2 separate regions of the Homo sapiens genome follow, and region 1 is linked to region 2. The links are chromatin loops, found by intact Hi-C in ENCODE. Cell type or tissue: Calu3. All regions are shown on one strand. Each heading gives the region's core, and the rest is flanking DNA. Links, peaks and the distances in the headings are about the cores only.

Region 1 (4,395 bases), core at 68-4,067, 190 kb after region 2:
AGGACAAATTGTATTTGTATGAAAGGGTATATTTTTAGCTGTGTTGGAGAGAATATAATCTAGAAAATGAGCTTGGGGACATTGATCCAGATATGAAAATGCATGGACAGAGATTCAGTGATATGCCACTGAGAAGTTGAGTTTTTCTGGTTTTCCTCTCATCCATTCCTCTCTGTGTATTGATGTCCTGGAGACCAAGCCCTGTGGTCTGTATTCCCAGAGAGAACTCATGCTCCCTATGCTCATTGTCCATGTTCTAGTTTTTGGCTGATCATGTTGGCCACTCTTGTAATGTGATGTTGTTCTCATAAAACCAGTGACGGCCAGGCACAGTGGCTCATGCCTGTAATCCCAGCACTTTGGGAGGCCAGGGCAGGTGGATCACCTGAGGTCAGGAGTTTGAGACCAGCCTGGCCAACATGGTGAAACCCCATCTCTACTAAAAATACAAAAAATTGGCCAGGCGTGGTGGCGGGCGCCTGTAGTCCCAGCTACTCGGGAGGTTGAGGCAGAAGAATCACTTGAGCCTGGGAGGTGGAGGTTGCAGTGAGCAGAGATTGTGCCACTGCACTCCAGCCTGGGCGGTAGAGTGAGACTCGGTCTCAAAAAACAAACAAACAAACAAAAAACCACACACACACAAAAACCAATGACAACATAGCAAGTTTTTGGTTATTTCAAGCTCTCGTTGCTTATTTGAGGCTTTAAAGTGCCTAGTCATTAATCAGGGCCCAGAGTATAAAGATCTTACCATGTTGACATCAAAAGCATACCAATGGTAGTCTACTGGTGTCTTACTAAATTCTAAGGAAGGTCTGTCAAAAACTATTGAGGGCTTTATTATGCTCTTGCACTGAGCTTTATGAGGGTTGAATAGGTAATAAGACCAAGTTTGTATTTGCACAGGATTGTGGACTGCAGAACATCTCCAAGAGTGGTGGTTCTCAAAGTGAAGCTCTGGGCCCAGCAACATCTGTCTTGCCCGGGAACCTCTTAGAAATGCATTGTCAAACCCCACCCTAGACCGACTGAATCAGACAGTAGGGGTGGAAGGATTCAGAACAGTCTGGGTTTAATAAGCCCCTCACCTAAGTGATTCATCACATCTAATATATCTAGTAACTAGTGTACTGGTTCTTAACAATTTTCCCCCTGGTGTTAGCTTTCACCATTTGTATATCCTATGTGTCTGCATGTTGAACTCAACCAGACATTATCTTTACTTTCAGCTGCCCTTGCTAGGAAACAGGTTGCAACCTCTTTGAATTAGGAAGAGAGAAGTTCAGAATGTGTCTGTGCTCATCACAGAGTTAGAAACAATGAATGTTAACTCTTCTCTGAGTTTCTTAAGAAACTGAGATACTCTAAGCATTGTATAAACATTGACTTGGTTAATTAATCAAGATGTTCCATCTATGGAAGACAAAAGCCTTCTGAAAAACTAGGTGGAGACTGATACGACTGATACTGATTTTTAAAAACTTAACATAAGTATTTTAGTTCCCCATCAGTTTCTCTACTTTTCACACGATTTTCTAAATGGCAATTTTTTTTTTTTTTTTTTTGAGATGGAGTCTCCCTCTGTCACCCAGGTTGGAGTGCAGTGGCCCGATCTCGGCTCACTGCAGCCTCTGCCTCCTGGGTTCCAGTGATTCTCCTGCTTCAGTCTCCCAGGCAGCCGGGATTACAGGCCTAAATGGCAATTTCTCTTCATAGATGTGAACAGGCTGAGAGATGGTGGAATGGGCTGGGCTTCCTGGGGTTCATCATTACTCTCTACTGCTAGGACTTGGCACGTTTGTTCTGCATGGTTCCATGAACATAAAATAAAAGCGAGCCAAGTCTTTTAATGTGGGAGATGCATTTGAAATCAGACAACCAGTAAATATACCAAAAGACATCAAAACAAGTTCAAGTAAACCTTAGGCCCTACTGAGTGGCAGCCACCGTTCATGGACAATTTAGGTGTGTGATCTCAGGTTAAATCTCTCAATCTTGCCTGTGTTTCCTGTAAATGGGAACAACACTACCTTATAAAGTACTTCACATAAATGGGTAAGTATATGAAACAATATACAAAATTTAGTATAGTCATGGCAAACAAAGTTTTTGTGGGGCCTGAAGCTTGTACAATTTGGGAGTCCTCTTTAAAAAAAAAAAAAGAATATAGGATTTCAAAAGCAAGCACAGGGCTGGGAAGGGGTCCCTGAGCCCTGCTCTCCTCGCACAGGAAATCCACCTTTGTGCAGTTACTCTGTTTATTTTAAGCCAGGGGAGAGCAGAGCAATTGCTTCCTTCATGTGGAGGTGTCCATCAGTGGCTCCGTCACTGGGCGTGTGCATGACTGTACTTCCCTCTGCCGCAGACACCTCAGCCACCGTCTAGCCAGGCAAACCTGTTTGGTGTGCTCACTGCATGATGAAGGCGGGTGTGGCTCCCAGTGGGAGTGTCCCGCCTCCAGAACATGGCCAGAGGCTACAGAATCAGACTTTTGCCAAAGGAAGAAAGAGCGCCTGAAGCATGTGTTCACCGGGCAACTATGAATGGCTTGACTGGGTGGAGCCTTCAGTATCTTTTTAGTTAAGCCTTTTAGTCTCAAAAATGGAAGAGGCAAAGCTCAATTCTTAAAGATCACTTCTTTTTTTTTTTTGAGGCGGAGTCTCGCTCGGTCGCCCAAGCTGGAGTGCAGTGGCACGATCTCGGCTCACTGCAAACTCCGCCTCCCGGGTTCACGCCTTTCTCCTGCCTCAGCCTCCCGAGTAGCTGGGACTACAGGCGCCCGCCACCGCGCCCAGCTAATTTTTTTGTGTGTTTTTAGTAGAGACGGGGTTTCACCGTGTTAGCCAGGATGCTCTCGATCTCCTGACCCCATGATCCGCCCATCTGGGCCTCCCAAAGTGCTGGGATTGCAGGCGTGAGCCACGGCGCCTGGCCAAGATCACTTCTTAAAAGAGAATTCCATCTGCCTCCACCCGCATCACATTGCATATCAGAAATGGTAGTTTTGGGGTTGCCCTCAGACCCGAGCCTGCTCCAAACAGAACACAAACTGAACAGCAAGAACATAGACCTCGACTTTTCAGCCAGGACTTGGTGCTAGCTTTATTTTTATGAAAACAAAACAAAACAGCAACAACAACCAAAACAATGCTATTTCATTGAGTTGAAAGATCTAAACTCTTTTTTTTTTTTTTTTTTTTTTTTGAGACTGAGTCTTGCTCTGTCGCTCAGGCTGGAGTGCAGTGGCGCAATCCCAGCCGACTGCAACCTCTGTCTCCCAGGTTCAAGTGATTCTCCTGCCTCAGCCTCCTGAGTAGCTGGGACTACAGGAACCCGCCACCATGCCTGGCTAATTTTTGTATTTTTAGTAGAGACGGGGTTTCACCGTGTTAGCCAGGATGGTCTCGATCTCCTGACCTCGTGATCGGCCCACCTTGGCCCCCCAAAATGCTGGGATTACCGGAGTGAGCCACCGCGCCCAGCCAGGGGAGAAAGTTCTATGAAGAAAAATAAAGCTGGGAAGGGAGAGAGAACATGTTTGGGGGTAGGGTGAGCTTACAAATTTATACAAGATGGTAGAGAAAGCCTCTTTAAGAAAATGGCATTTAATTGAAGACTGGACCCATGTAGATATCTAGAGAAAGCACATTCCAGGCAGAGGCACCAGCAAGGGAAAAGGTCCTGCAGTGGAAGTGGTCCCGTGGCTGGGGCTGTGTGAGAAGGAGGACAGTGAGACCCATGGGGTGGGAGGTGGGGCAGGACACATAGTATTGGCTCTTGAGGCCATTCCAAAGACTTTGGCTTTTACTCAGAATGAGATAGAATGCCACTGGATGCCTCTATAACAAGGAATGACATGACCTGAGTCACACTATAATAGGAGTTTCCTGGCAGTTGTGTTAAGGTAGACCAAAGTGGGACAAGGGCAAAAGTAGGGCGAGGAGATGGGATGCAATGACAATCATCCATGCAAAAGACAAGGGGGGGCTGGAATCAACGTGATTACAGTGGAGGTTGATGAGAAGTGATCCAATTCTGATTATGATCTGAAGGTAGAGTAAGACAGCAAGATTTTCTATGGAAGAAAAGAGTCAAGAATGACTTCAAGATTCTTGGACTGAACAAGGGTATGGAAGACTGAGGCAGAAGAGGTCTAGGGGGACAGAACATCAGGAGTTCAGCTCTGCATGTATTACATTGGTGATATTAATTACCCATCTAAATGGAGATTTCGATTATGCAGTTAGATATATGAGCATAGTGTTCAGGACAGCTGTGCAAGCAGGCTGAAGACATAAATTTGAAAGTCATCAGCATATATGCTTAAAGCTTTGAAACTAGGTGGGAAAATCAAAGGAGTGAGCGTAGACATAAAAGAGATTCAAGGCCTGAGCT
Region 2 (4,395 bases), core at 209-4,208:
TTGAGACGGAGTCTCGCTCTGTCGCACTGTCTGGAGTGCAGTGGCACAATATCGGCTCACTGCAACCTCCACCTCTCAGGCTCAAGCGATTCTTGTGCCTCAGCCTCCTGAGTAGCTGGAACTACAGGTGCGCGCCACCATACCTGGCTAATTCTTGTATTTTTAGTAGAGACGGGGTTTCACCAAGTTGGCCAGGCTGGTCTCGAACTCCTGACTTCAGGTGATCCGCCCTCCTGGGCCTCCCAAAGTGCTGAGATTACAGGCATGAGACACTGCACCCGGCCTATGATATACTTTTCAATAGGAATATCATAAAAACGGCTTAAGTCAACACTAAAATGTACTTTCTTAACAACCTCCACCTATCTGAGCTACCTGATGCCTATAGCACTAACTCTTGTAGCCAGGAGGTGGCTACTCCATTATGCTTGAGGCGTTTGTTCTGAGACTTTTTTATATCAGTTATTTTTAATATTGTGTCACCCACATCTAATTTGAAAACTAAAAAAGTTTAAGTGATTTAATCAATCAAGTGGTTCCAAGGCATTCAACTTAGTTCTCATAGAAACACTTTTCTTTCTTTTCACTTATATTTTATTTGCTTATATAATTTTAAAAATTAAATTTTGTAATTAGATAATGCAAATGGAAATGCCAAACTGAAATATTACCAATTAGGAAATCTATTCTTGGAGGCTACTTCTGCCTAATGTCACTGTGATATAATATGAAACACTGCATAACTCATGAGAGAGTGAAGGCTGTCCTACGTCAGTGTTGAAAGCCAGGTTAGCTCAACAAATGTGTTTTGCTTATCACTAGAGAAATTGAAGATGAACTGAGGAACCCAAAGCAGTTCAGGCCTTTAATTGAAAACTGACAGTTACAGCAGAGGAATGAAAAGTCCCAACCCACACAAGAGTTTGGTATCTAAATGATAGCAAGATTAAGTTAAAAATGACAAGCTGTTGCGGGGGTTTGTTCTTCTTTTTTTAATCTGAGGTCTTAGGGGTTTTAAACATTAAATCAGTCTGCTTATAAATCTTGCCGTAAAATGGGCTGGGATGAATTCAAGACACTATAAGACATGAACAGTATCTTCAAATGGCATATTTTAGATAAACCTATCACTTATCTTTTCAGCATTCAGAATTCAACCGAAGTCCTCCCATACACAGCAGTACCCTATAAACAAAGGTGCAGAGTCTAAGACAAATAGGGAGGATCAATGCCCCTTGGAAGTTCCTTCTAACAAGACAGTAAATATGGTCAAACAGTGGAGAAGGGCTGTGGTATTTTTCAGATATAGGCTAAATTCATCATGGTTCATTTCCAGTCCGCTCTTACTCAGTATGAAATGTTTCAGTTCACAAGAAGGTGTGAGGAGGAGTCTCAGTTTACTTAACTCGCAACTGTAGTTTTGGAAAAAAGATAAAGTTTAAAAGTTATTTTTCTCATTCTAAAGTTTATTTTTGGTTTTTAAGGACTCCGTGGTTTCTAAGGACATTGGGGCAAGGCATGCTTATTTTTTTATTTTTTATTTTTTGCCATGAAGTTACAGGATAGCTTACAATTACAGTAACTAGCTGGTGGTTTTTAAGAAGACATGGAATAGGGTTGCCTTTGTCAGTACGCTATTAGAAATAGACTGTTAATCAACCACTGCTCAGAGTCTGATGTTTAACTTCTTGAAGTAAACATTTGAGGTCACAGCAGTCCCTCCTTGTAAGTTTTATGCATTACTTCAGTTGGAGAGGTAAAGGCATTAAAACAGTTAACTACACATTTGATCAATGAACCAGTCTCCCATGTTTGATTTAAGGCTTGAAAGTGAATTAAACTTATGAATAAAATCAGGCTCTTAGATTCTAAACTATAAGTTCATAATAATTTCATTAAAATGTTTATAACTTTCAGAATTTCAATATGAAACCATGCTTTTTTGACATTAAAAAGTTTGCATCAGAAAGTAAAACCTTTAAAAGATTTATAAAACATTTTAAATTTGTTTGTTAAATTTCTATCAAACAGTAGGAATCTAAACATTCTAATAGTTGCTACACTTCTGGAAATAATTACCTGAAAGGAGATTAACATTGCTCAACTAGTTAGTGGCCCAGATCTCTGCTATTGTTTGTTAGTGAAGGGGCTATTCATTCATAAAGCTGGACCCACCCAACCGAACAAAGAGACCCTTGGTGGCTGTTCAGGTGGACTCTAAGCCAAGAAAAAGGAATTGCTTCATTTCCTCAAGACTAAACTTTTGATCAGCGCTGTGCGGTCAGGCTAAGAACTTAGATGGAATTTTAAACAAGGCATTGACGGCATTTCGGAAGCCACCATCAAACATCCTCCAATTAAGGAAGCAACGTAACAAGGTAAATTGAACCAGACAGGAATTTATTAAGGAAATTCACCTCTATTACCACAAAACACATCTCCTGCCAAGTCCAATGAATATTTCACAGATAATAATCAATTATTGACTCTGGCACATCTCTGAATGTGATGTGGGTCTTACTTACAAGTGTGACGTTTTAGTAACCAAAATGGGATTAAGTTTTCAAAATGCTGGGTAAATGTAGCGAAAAGACTGACAAGGCTTCTGCTCCAATGGGGTTTATGTTCTAATGGAGGAGGCAGACTGTAAACAACTTTTTCAAATATATTTTTACAAATGTGATTACTGTTTTGAAGGGAATACAAAAGTTGCTGAGACAGAAAATAACTCAGGGGAACTAAATAAATAGGGTGGTCCGAGAAGTTCTCTCTGGGTTGGGGACTTTTAATTAAGACCTGAAAGATGAAAAGAGGCCATCCATGGGAACGCTGGCAGGAGGAGCATTGTAGGCAGAGGCAGTGCAAGTACAAAGGCCCTGCAAGGCAAAGGGCTTGCCATATTATGGAAGGACTGACAGTAGCCCTGTACAGCCACGGCGTCAGACCCTGGGAAAGGTGGCACGTAGTGAGGTTAGAGAGGCAGATGGGGACAGATCACGTAGAGCAGCTTTTCTCAAACATGTTTGACCATGGCTCATAGTAGGAAGTATATTTTATGTCTCACCCACTACTCAAATAAAACAAAATGTTTACTTAGAAAATCCTACCCTTACAATGTGTAATGCCTATGATATTTTCTATTCATTTTAAAATACTAATCAATATCCACTAAATTCATTTCTTCACCAACGAATGGACTTTTGCAAAAGCATCGATAAGAGTCTGGGAAACTTTTGGAAGTCTTTTTTTATTTTTATTTTTATTTTTTAAAATTTTTATTTATTTATTTATTTTGAGACGGAGTCTCCTTCTTTCGCTGAGGCTGGAGTGAAGTGGTGCGATCTCGGCTCAATGCAACCTCCATCCCCTGGGTTCAGGCAATTCTACTGCCTCAGCCTTCCCAGTAGCTGGATTACAGGTGCCCGCCACCATGCCTGGCTAATTTTTTTGTTTTTAGTAGAGGCAGGGTTTCTCCATGTTGGCCACGCTGGTCTCGAACTCCTCACCTCAGGTGATCTACCTGCCTTGGCCTCCCAAAGTGCTAGGATTACAGGCGTGAGCCACTGCGCCCAGCCAGAAATCTTTAAGGAAGGGAGAGCTTGATTGATAAATGGAAACTTCATTTTAGTCACTATAGAAAGATTGGATTTAAGGATAACAAAAATAAAAGTGGAAGGATCTGTTACGGTATCATTGCCAAAGCTCAGGTGAAAGTTAATAGCTCGAGCTATGTTGGTGGTAATCGAAGTGGAGAGACATTCAGATTCAGGATATATTTTAGAGGTAAAGCCAACAGGACACAGTGAGGAATTGACTGGGTAGTGGTGAAGGAAAGGAAGGCATCAAGAGTTAGTGCCAGGCTACTGGCTTCAGTAGCTGAGAGTATGATAGTGCTGTTTATTAGGAGACTAGAGTTAGCACTGGATGTATGATGAAAAATTTAAAATTCCATTTTAAACATGTTAAGTTTGAGATGACTCTGAGTCATCTGAGCAGTTAATTACACAAACAGAGTTCAGAGAAGAAAGCTGAGGGTCAATAGAATTAGGATCTGAAACAAACAAATGGTATTTGAAGTCGTGGTAATGATGCGTTCTCCTAGAGAAAGTGTGGATAAAGTTGGGAAAAGAAAGCACTCACTAAGTACTTTCAAGGAGCTCTGATTTTAAGAGGTAGGATAGAGAGGATTAAGAGAGCTGGTAAAATACAGTGAGGAGGAGCTGCCTTTAGAATGGGAGCTATGTCAGGGGTGTGGTGCCTGAGAACCACTGTAGTGGAATGTGAACCAAGGAGGGAAAGACTGCATTGAATACTGTTGAGGAACCAAGCATAAGGAGAACAGAACATTGCTCATCTGGCACTATAGAGGCCTTTGGTAACCTTGACAAAGGTGTT

Evidence for each region. Peaks named below come from ENCODE experiments on the same cell type or tissue, not always from the same donor. Only the 100,000 strongest peaks of a DNase experiment are listed, where the experiment ranks them.
Region 1: a loop joins it to region 2, with 3 times the contacts of the local background. A loop is called at or near these places in 2 of 110 quality-filtered maps.

What each region holds. Positions count from the first base shown.
Region 1 is chr1:183,157,753-183,162,147 of GRCh38, forward strand. No RefSeq gene overlaps it. Among named protein-coding and RNA genes, the nearest start is that of LAMC1-AS1, 19 kb to the left of the region's middle. RefSeq lists an enhancer at 1,362-1,863. In Calu3, for the core only: no CTCF peak of the experiment used is centred there; a DNase peak (open chromatin) is centred at 2,399.
Region 2 is chr1:182,970,747-182,975,141 of GRCh38, forward strand. No RefSeq gene overlaps it. Among named protein-coding and RNA genes, the nearest start is that of SHCBP1L, 20 kb to the left of the region's middle. In Calu3, for the core only: no CTCF peak of the experiment used is centred there; DNase peaks (open chromatin) are centred at 2,265 and 2,836.